2 separate regions of the Homo sapiens genome follow, and region 1 is linked to region 2. A link is an interaction called in ENCODE POLR2A ChIA-PET data of the cell type or tissue named here. Cell type or tissue: GM12878. All regions are shown on one strand.

Region 1 (5,000 bases), 620 kb after region 2:
TTATGTATTCTGGTTATTAATCCTTTGTCAGATGGATAGTTTGCAGATATATTCGCCTGTTCTGTGGGTTGTCACTTCACTTGGTTGATTGTTTCCTTTGCTATGCAGAAGCTTTTTAACTTGATGTGATCCCATTCATCCATTTTTGCTTTAGTTGCCTGTGTTTCTGGTGTATTATTCAAGAAATCTATGCCCAGACCTATGTCCTGGAGAGTATTCTCAGTGTTAATGTTTAGTAGTTTCATAGTTTGAGGTCTTAGATTTAAGTCCTTAATCCATTTTGATTTGATTTTTATATAAGGTGAGAGATAGGGGTCAAGTTTCATTCTTCTGCATGTGGATATCCAGTTTTCCCAGCACCATTTGTTGAAGAGACTGTCTTCTCCCCTGTGTATGTTTTGGCACCTTTGTCAAAAATGAGTTCACTGTGGTGTGTGGATGTCTTTCTGGGTTCACTGTTTTGTTCTATTGGTCTGCGTGTCTGTTTTTATGCCAGTACCGTGCTGTTTTGGCTACTGTAGCTCTGTAGTATAATTTGAAGTACGGTAATATGATTCCTTCAGTTTTGTTCTTTTTGCTCAGGATGGCTTTGGCTATTCTGGGTCTTCTGTGGTTCAATAAAAATTTTAGGATTGTTTTTTCTATTTCTGTGAAGAATGTCATTGGTATTTTGGTAGAGATTGCAAGTATTTCTCATACTACCCCAGTTAAATTTCTTTTTTTTCCCCAAGACAGTCTCTTGCTCTGTTTTCCAGGCTGGAGTGCAGGGACGTGATCATTGCTCACTGTAGCCATGACCTCCTGGGTGCAAGCAATCCTCCCACCTCAGCCTCCCAAGTAGCCAGGACTATAGGTATACACCACTACACCCTGCTAATTTTGTTTATTTTTTGTAGAGACAAGGTCTCACCATGTTGCCAGGCTGATATTCAACTCTTGCACTCAAGGGATCTTCTTCCTCAGCCTCCTAAAGTGCTGGGATTACAGGCCTCAACCACTGTGCCTGGCCTATAGTTTTCATTGTAGAGGTCTTTCATTTTGGTTAAGACTATTCCTAGGTATCTTATTTGTAGCTATTGTAAATGGGATTGCATTCTTGATTTCTTTTTCAGATTGTTCTCTGTTAACATATAGAAATGCTACTGATTTTTGTATGTTGATTTTGTATCTTGCAAGTTTACTGAATTTGTTTATGAGTTCTAACAGGTTTTTGGTGGAGTCTTTAGGTTTTCCCAAATATATCATCTGCAAACAGGGATAATTTGACTTCTTCCTTTCCAATTTGAATGCTTTTTCTTTCTTTCTCTTGTCCGATTGCTCTAGCTAGGACTTCTACATTGAATAACCGTGGTGAAAATGGGCATTGTTGTCTTATTCCAGATCCTAGAGGGAAAGGCTTTCAGTTTTTTCCTGTTCAGTCTGATACTAGCTGTGGATCCCTTCTTGTATATGGCTTTTATTGTGTTGAGGTATGTTCCTTGTGTACCCAGTTTCTCAAGGGTTTTTTTTTCTCATAAAAAGGATGTTGAATTTTATCAAATGCTTTTTCAACAATAGTTTAAATGATCATATGGTTTTTGTCCTTCATTCTGTTGACATGATGTATCACATTCATTGATTTGCATATGTTGAGTCATCCTTGCATCCCTAGGATAAATTCCACTTGGTCACGATAAATGATCTTTTTTTTCTTTTTTTTTTTTTTTTTTTGTGAGACTGAGTCTCACTCTGTCGCCCAGGCTGGAGTGCAGTGGTGCAATCTTGGCTTACCGCAACCTCCATCTTCTGGGTTCAAGTGATTCTCCTGCCTCAGCCTCCCAAGTAGCTGGGACTACAGGTGCGTGCCACTACACTCAGCTAATTTTTTGTATTTTTAGTAGAGACCAGGTTTCACCACGTTAGCCAGGATAGTCTCGATCTCCTGACCTTGTGATCTCCCTGCCTCGGGCTCCCAAAGTGCTGAGATTACAGGTATGAACCACCACGCCCAGCCTGAATGATCTTTTTCACATGTTGTTGAATTTGGTTTGCTGGTATTTTGTTGAAGATTTTTGCATCAATGTTCATCAGGGATATTAGCCTGTAATTTTCTTTTTTTGATGTATCTTTATGTGGTTTTGGTATCAGGGTAATACTGGCCTTAAAAGATGAGTTTGCAAGTATTCCCTTTTTCATTTTTTTGGAGTAGTTTTAGTAGGATTGGTATTAGTTCTTTAAATGTTTGGTAAAATTCAGCAGTGAAGCTGTCAGGTTCTGGGGTTTTCTTTGCTGGGAGATTTTTATTACAGCTTCATTACTTGTTACTGTTCTATTCAGGTTTTGGATTTCGTCATGGTTCAATTTTGGTAGATTGCATGTGTCTAGGAATTTATCCATTTCTTTCTAGGTTTTCCAATTTATTGGTATATAGTCATAGTAGTCTCTAATGGGACTTTGGATTTCTGCAGTGTCAGTTGTAATGCTTCCTTTTTCATTTCTGATTTTATTTATGTGAGTCTTCTCTTTTTTTCTTCATCTGTCTAAAGGCTTATCGATTTTATCTTTTCAAAATACCAACTTTTCATTTTTATTGATCTTTTGTATTGCTTTTTTCATTTCAATTTCATTTATTTCTGCTCTAAGTTTTTTTCTTCTGCTCATTTTGTGTTTGATTCGCTCTTACTTTTCTAGCTCTTTTTTTTTTTTAATTAAAAAAATAGAAATGGAGTCTTACTATATTGCAAGAGTTTATAGAGCTTGAGCCCAGGCTAGTCTTGAACTCCTGGGCTCAAGTGATCTTCTTGCCTTGGCCTCCCAAAGTGCTGGGATTACAGACATGGACCACCATGCCTGGCCACTTTTCTAGTTTTTAAGATGCATTATTAGGTTATTTGAAGTTTTTCTACTTTTTTGATATAGATGCTTATTGCTGTAAACTTTTCTCTTAGTAGTACTTACACTGTATCCCATTTGTTTCTTCTGTTTCCGTATCCATTTGTTTCAAGAAATTTAGGCCAGGCATGGGGCTTACACCTGTAGTCCTAGTACTTTGTGACGCCAAGTTGGGCAGACTGCCTGAGCTCAGGAGTTCAAGACCAGCCTGGGAAACATGGTGAAACCCTGTCTCTACTAAAATACAAAAAAAACCAGGCGTGGTGGTGTGCGCCGGTAGTCTCAGCTACTTGGGATACCAGGGCATGAGAATTGCTTGAACTCGGGAGGGAGAAGTTGCAGTGAGCTGAGATGACGCCATTGTACTCTAGTCTGGGTGACAGAGCGAGATTCCGTCTCCAAAAAAAAAAAAGAAATTTTAAAATTTTCTTCTTATTTTGTTCAGTGGCCTAGTGGTCATTCAGGAGCATGTTGTTTAATTTCCATGTGTGTGTATGGTTTCCAAAATTCCTCTTGTTATTGATTTCTAATTTTATTCCATTGTGGTAATAGAAGATAGTTGATATGATTTCAGCTTTTTGGAATTGTTTTATTATTTATTTTTATTTATTTTTTCCTTAACCCACCTTTCAGGAAGATTTTTTTTTTAAATTATTTAAGATGTGTTTTGTGGCCGAACATATGGTCTATTCTTGAGAATGATCCATGTGCTGAGGAGAAGAATGTGTATTCTGCAGCCATTGGATGAAATGTTCTGTAAATATCTATTAGTTCCATTTGGTTTACAGTGCAGATTAAGTCCAACATTTCTTTGTTGATTTTCTGTCTGAATGATCTTTCCAATGCTGAAAGTGGGGTGTTGAAGTCTCCAGCTATTACGGTATTGAGGTCTCTCTCTCTTTAGCTCTAATAATATTTGCTTTATATATATCTGGGTGATCCAGTGTTGGGTACATATATATTTATAATTGTTACATCCTTTTGCTGAATTGACCCCTTTCTGATTATATAATGACCTTTGTCTCTTTTAAGTTTTTGTCTTGAAATCTATTTTTTCTGATACACATGTAGCTACTTCTCTTTTTTGGTTTCCATTTGCATGGGTTATCTTTTTCTCTCCCTTTGTTTTCAGTGTATATGTGTCTTTATAGGTGAAATGTGTTTCCTGTAGGCAGCAGATTGTTGGGTCTTGTTTTTTAAATCCATTTAACTCTGTCTTTTGATTGGAGAGTTTAGTCCCTTTACATTCAAAGTTATTATTGATGAGTAAGGACTTCTGCCATTTTGTTATTTGTTTTCTGGTTGTTTTGTGGTCTTTTCTTCCCTCTTTCTTTTCTTCCTGTCTTCCTGTTTTGTGAAGGTGATTTTCTCTGGTGACATGTTTTAATTTCTTTTTATTTTTTGTGTATCTTTTGTAGGTTTTTTGATTTGAGGTTACCATAAGGCTTGCAAATAACCCATTCGTTTAAACTGATGACAACTTAACACTGATTATTAAAACAAATAAACTAACAAAGAGAAAACTAATAAAAATGTCTGTAATCCTAGCTACTCAAGAGGCCGAGGCGAGATGATCCCTTGAGCCCAGGAGTTTGAAGCTGCAGTAAGCTATGACTGTGCCACTGCACTTCAGCCTAGCTGACAGGATAAGACCATGTCTCAAGAAAAAAATAAATAAAGAGCCAGACACAGTGGCGCACACCTGTAATCCCAGCACTTTGGGAGGCTGAAGTACGTGGATCACTTGAGTCCAGGAGTTCAGTACCAGTCTGGGCAACATGGGGAGACCTGTCTCTACAAAAATACAAAAAAATTAGCTGGGCATGGTGATGCACACCTGTAGTTCCAGCTGCTGGGGGGCCAAGGTAGGGAGATCGTTTGAGCCCAGGAGGTCAAGGCTGTGGTAAGCCAAGATTGTGCCACTGCACTCCAGCCTGGGGGACAGAGCAAGACCCTGTCTCAATTAAAAAAAAAAAAAAGAACAGGGAGTGTAGTCTTGAGTTAGCAGCTCCTTTGTCCCTAATTACGTGTATTACTTTGTTTAATCTTCACAACAAACCTGTATTACAGATACAAAAATAAACATTTTATACCTAAAGAAACTGAAGTTTACAAAGTTTAAGTAACTT
Region 2 (5,000 bases):
CAGGAACCCCCATCTCCATATGGCTTAATGCCTCCACTGCATCCAGCCAGGCTCTTCTTACCTATCCTGATCTGCAGCATCAGGTTATGGCCCAAGAAACCCTCCCCTCTGTGGCCACATACTTCTTTTTCATTCTAAATGAACAACCCAAGTGTGATGTTGCTGGATATGCTCTGGAGAAGGGACAGAGGCTTTGACCCCAACAAGCCCTCCCAAAATGACAGAAGGTCTCCTAAGTCTTCCACCTGGAGCAACAGAAGGGATAGGGTGAAAATAGTAGCCCAGACTGGCTCCCTGCTCTAGTCTACCTGGGAGGAGGGAGGCAGAGGGGCCATGACTGCCCCTGTCACTCTCCTGGCAGTTGGTGAGGGTGAGGCCCAGGGTACACACCAGATACATAGGAAATGGTGAAAGCCAGCAGTTTCCAGTGTCAGAGAGTCCTCTCGATGGTAAAGCTGGCAGGAGGATGGGAGTTCTACACTGGTAGGACTGATTCAAACTAGTTTTTAATTATTAATAGTCACTGATGAGAGTGGAGCCAGGGCTTTCTTCGCCCTGCGTTGTCACCACACTGAAAGGTTTATCAGAATCAACAGCCCTGATCTAAATCACAGGTGTTCCTAGCTTCTGATTTCATCCCTGAAGTCTGGTTAATCTTTGAGGCCTCATCATCCAGTGAATTGGAATTCACAGCCCTCCTCCTATTGAAGAAAGGTGAGATGACACTCTCTTTTAGATGTCATGATAATCACTTAATCCAGACAAAAAGAATGATTGAAACCCAACAGAATCAAAAGAAAATGATGACCTCATCAACCTACTCTTCCCTTCTATGCTCAACCTGCTCTTCCTTATCATCACTCAGGTGTCCAGGCCAGAAATCAGTGTCATCCTTGACTCTCACATTCAGTTGATTTAACCCTTTGTCTCTCTCAGGACCCCCAACTTCTCATCTGCCCTGCCACTGCCCTGGTGTAGACCACCATAATCTCTGAGGCCACTTCCCAGATAGGCTTCCCATCTCCTGTCTTGCCCCACTCTAATCTTTTCTCCAAAGAGAAGCCACAAGGAGCTTTTTAGATATGACCATGCCATTCCCCAGTTCGAGATCCTCCAGGGGCTCCCTTCTGCCCTCAGGAAGGAGTCCCAGCCACTCAAAGTGGCTGACCCTGCTCACTTCCCCAGCCTCAGTCTCATCTCTCCACCCTCCCTAATACCCCACCCCTGCCCTGTGTGTGCGAGCATGTGTATGTGTGCACACATGTACATTCACACACATTTACACACATACGCATTCACTCAAACTTACACACACGCACTCACCGTTTAGACTCCAGCCAAACACAGTCACTTGTATTCAAAACTGCCTTTGCACATGTAGCTCCCTCTGCCCAGAACACTCTTCCACTTTCACCCACCCTTCTCCTTGCTAGCCCCTTGGGACTTCAGTAGGAACCTCCTCTGGAAGCTTTCCCTGAGCACCCAAGTCTGGACCAGGTACCCCAGAGCCCAGAGTCCTCTGTTCCTCTCCTGGGGAGCACCCCTATGCTGCTCTGCAACAACAGGTGGACTCATCTGTCTCCATCACACTGTGGCCACAGGATACAGGTACAGATACATCACTGCAGATACAGGTCAGAGGTCAGTGTGTCTCATTGCTCTGCTGATAGGGAGACTCACCAGGAACCTGCTCAGCCCTCTTGAACCCTTCCCTTGGCTTTTCCAGAACACTGGCCCCCCCACCCCGGGCCTGGACCACACCCTTCAGGTCTGTCTCCGGTACGCTGGGAGCCTGCAGGCAGGGTGCCAGCTCTATACCTACTGGTTCTGTAATGCACTTGGCGCGCATGATTTGATGGACCCTGTAAGAGCCCCTTCCCTCTAAAATTGTTTTCCTGTCATTCGTCCATGCCTAAAATTCTCCGATAAAGCCCATTAAATAAAAACTCAGTATTTTTGGCCTAAGGCTTAAATGTCTAGTTAAGATAAAGAAATATTCCTGGCAGAGACAAGATTGATCAGACACCCACATTCCAAGCATTAGTTTTTCAGTTCTTTTGCAGAGAGCTGCTTCCCCTGTCCACCCCCAGCAATGAATGGTTAGGCAACGGTGACCTGGTTCTGAGAATTTCATGGACTATGGGGATTTCCTAGGCACAGATAAGTTCTAATCCTTGTTCCTAGTGGAGTGACAGAGGGCTTGGTCATCTGAATGACATGTCTCCTTTCCTGGAATGTGGGTGGCAGAGATGACTCAATCATCTCTATAGATGTTCAGAACTTTGTCTCTCTAATACCTCTGGAGACACCTGTCTGATATCCCTTGGGGTGCTGGTTTCAGTTTTAATTTCTCAAGAGAAACAAAAACTCCTGACAACTGGGAGGTTTCTAGGCCTGATTGTCTCTCAGTCCTGGCCCAAGGCTCTTTCAGTTATCGAGGAGTCAGCCCTGAATCTTGAGTATTCACTGCCATTTGGCCTCTTGGAAACTTTAGGAGACTCAGGCACAAGTTACAAGACTAAATGGAAGTGCTGTTTATTTTGGATTCAAACTAGAAGGAAAAAATTTGGGACAAGGGTAACCCAGGACCTAAAAGACATCGGGATAGTCTTAATCTAACCCAGGCAAGGTAGCAACACAGCCCAGCCTGCAGCAACTGTGGAATCCAGACCAGACATGACTGGGGTTGGCACCCCGAGATGCCACATGTGCCTTCCGCCTTGTTCTTCGGGGAAATGAGGAAAACGTAAGCAACAGGGGGGTTTCCAAAGAGGGCCAGGTATCGCCCAAAGGCAGCCTGTCTGCCCAAGGGGCATGTAGGGAAGGGAGGAGGCTTGTAGAGCCAGACTACAGCCTGTTTCTCTAGCTGCCTGCTCTTCCTCACACCCCGTCACCTGCTGAGTGACAGGTGTGGCAGGAAGAAGACAGAAGAAAGGACCCTGGACAGTGGGAAGTCTGAGCATGCAGGTGCAGGCATGCATGGGGGCATGCAGCCAGGTGACTGGAGAGGCTGGGACAGACACACCTCAAAAGGAGTTGGAGGGCTGGGCATAGTGGTTCACGCCTGTAATCCCAGCATTTTGGGAGACTGAGACAGAGGATCACTTGAGCCCAGAAGTTCGAAACCAGCTTGGGCAACATGGTGAAACCCTGTCTCCACAAATAATTTTTTTTTTTTAAAGTTAGCCAGGTGTGGTGGCCCATGCCTGTAGTCCCAGCTACTTGGCAGGCTGAGATGGGAGGATCACCTGAGCCCAGGAGGTCGAGGCTGCAGTGAGATGAGATTGAGCCACTGCACTCCAGCCTGGGCAACAGAGTGAGACTCTGTCTCAAAATAAAATAAAAATAAAAATAAAAATAAAAAGCAGAAGGGGTTGGAGGAAGGTAAGCACTGCTGTGGATATGTGGGAGCTGGGTTGTCCCAAGGATGAGGGTGAACTCTGCCCAAGAGTGGGAAAGTGTCTGAGTGACCACCGTGGCATGGACAAGAAAGGCAAGAGAGGTGGCCACGTCCTGGATCCAGAGGACACTCCCTGGATCCTCAAATCATTCACCGATAGGCTGGGAAAGACCCCAAGAAGCTTGAGGAAAAGTCCCTGGCCCTTTGGTTGGCCACTTGGCAGACACAGACCCAAACTGGAGGCTACTGGAGCCACTCCTGCTGGCGCAGGCTCTGGACACATTGCCCTCCAGAGGCTCTGTCTCTGGAATCCTGCTTGGTCCCTTTGCTGTCTCTGGGGCTCAGGGCCCTCCCACACTTATCCATTCACACTCAGCCCTGCATTGGAGTGACAGCTTCCTACAAGTTCCCAGACTCTCCGCACCTGCACTCTAGCACAAGCTGCATACAAGGCCTCAGGAAGTCATGCAATCTCTTCCTCAAGACCCCAGGTACCCCAACACTTTGAAGGCATCCAATCCCTCCTCTGCCTCACTTCCTGGTTCTCCATACCTGGCTTGTCTCCTCTCTTGCCACACTCTCCACACCTGGGACCAGACCCTACTTCCCTCTTAGGCAATCATTAACCTCTTGTTGCAAAATGGGCCTCCAGGGCCTCTCCTCAAGTTGCTGGGAGCATCGGGTAGTGTGTGGATGTCTGGCTACAGGTCAGCCAGGCAGGTGCTCAGGGGGTGTGGCTCCCCTCCCTCAGGACAGCCTCTCCCCAAGATCGGGCTCCCAAGGCCTCTGGATACTCAGGTCCTGCCCCTCTCAGACCCCAGGCTCTCTGTGCAGCCTTTCTTGGCCACTCCCAGCTCTCATTGTTCTCCTCTGCCTCTAAACTCCCTGGTGACAAGATGGGAACGTTGTTATTCTATAACTGCTTTGGACATAGATAGCTCCTCTTGTTAAAATGTACACTCAATCTCAGGGCTCTGTGTCTTCTCTGCCCCTCTCAGGCCCTCCCTAGCCTTTCGGGATCCCTGTGGCGCTTGAGTCATTCCTGTGTGGTTACCGGTGAGCAGGGATGCTCCCCACCTGTGGGGCCTGGATATACAGCTTTTTCCCCCTTGGGGGCCAACTTCCCCTCTGGATGGGGCCAGGGGTGGGCAGTGTGGGAGGGGCTTTCAGTTCTCCTGATCTCTTAAAATGCCACCCAAAGACAGGGGTGGGGAGGATTCTGCCCACTGAGATGCCTCCATTGGCCCCCGTGGCCTGGAAATGCAGCAGGCTCTGGGATGAGGGGGGAGGTTAGGGCTGCCAGGAAACAGCACTGCACAAACAGTGCTGCTAAGTCAAGCCACATCCATGGGCTGAACTGTAGAACTGGGTGCTGTGGACTCTGGCATGGTCCCCAGAGCCCAGTTTCAGATCTTTGTCTTGAGAAGGGGCTCTGGGAGTCACCTGGCAGCTGGCTCCACGATGCCTAAGTGCCTCTCCTTCCACTTCACCCCAACAGGCCCTAACCGAAAGGAGGAGCAAGGAGTGCTCCGTGTGGGCAAAGCGGGTGCTCTTGGAAATCGATTCCAGGAAGAGAGAGTGGGGAGGAGACAGAGGGCGA

The links. ChIA-PET counts read pairs that join two places held together with the same protein. Peaks named below come from ENCODE experiments on the same cell type or tissue, not always from the same donor. Only the 100,000 strongest peaks of a DNase experiment are listed, where the experiment ranks them.
Region 1: POLR2A ChIA-PET joins it to region 2 with 5 read pairs; 1 of 35 experiments calls an interaction of 5 or more read pairs at or near these places.

What each region holds. Positions count from the first base shown.
Region 1 is chr15:42,628,310-42,633,309 of GRCh38, forward strand. All of the region lies in intron 3 of STARD9 (StAR related lipid transfer domain containing 9), which reads left to right. Among named protein-coding and RNA genes, the nearest start is that of STARD9, 55 kb to the left of the region's middle. In GM12878, no CTCF peak of the experiment used is centred here; no DNase peak of the experiment used is centred here; H3K4me3 peaks cover 307 bases; H3K27ac peaks cover 1,061 bases.
Region 2 is chr15:42,008,399-42,013,398 of GRCh38, forward strand. The region is part of intron 2 of PLA2G4E (phospholipase A2 group IVE); the gene reads right to left. Among named protein-coding and RNA genes, the nearest start is that of PLA2G4E, 10 kb to the right of the region's middle. In GM12878, no CTCF peak of the experiment used is centred here; a DNase peak (open chromatin) is centred at 2,323; H3K27ac peaks cover 606 bases.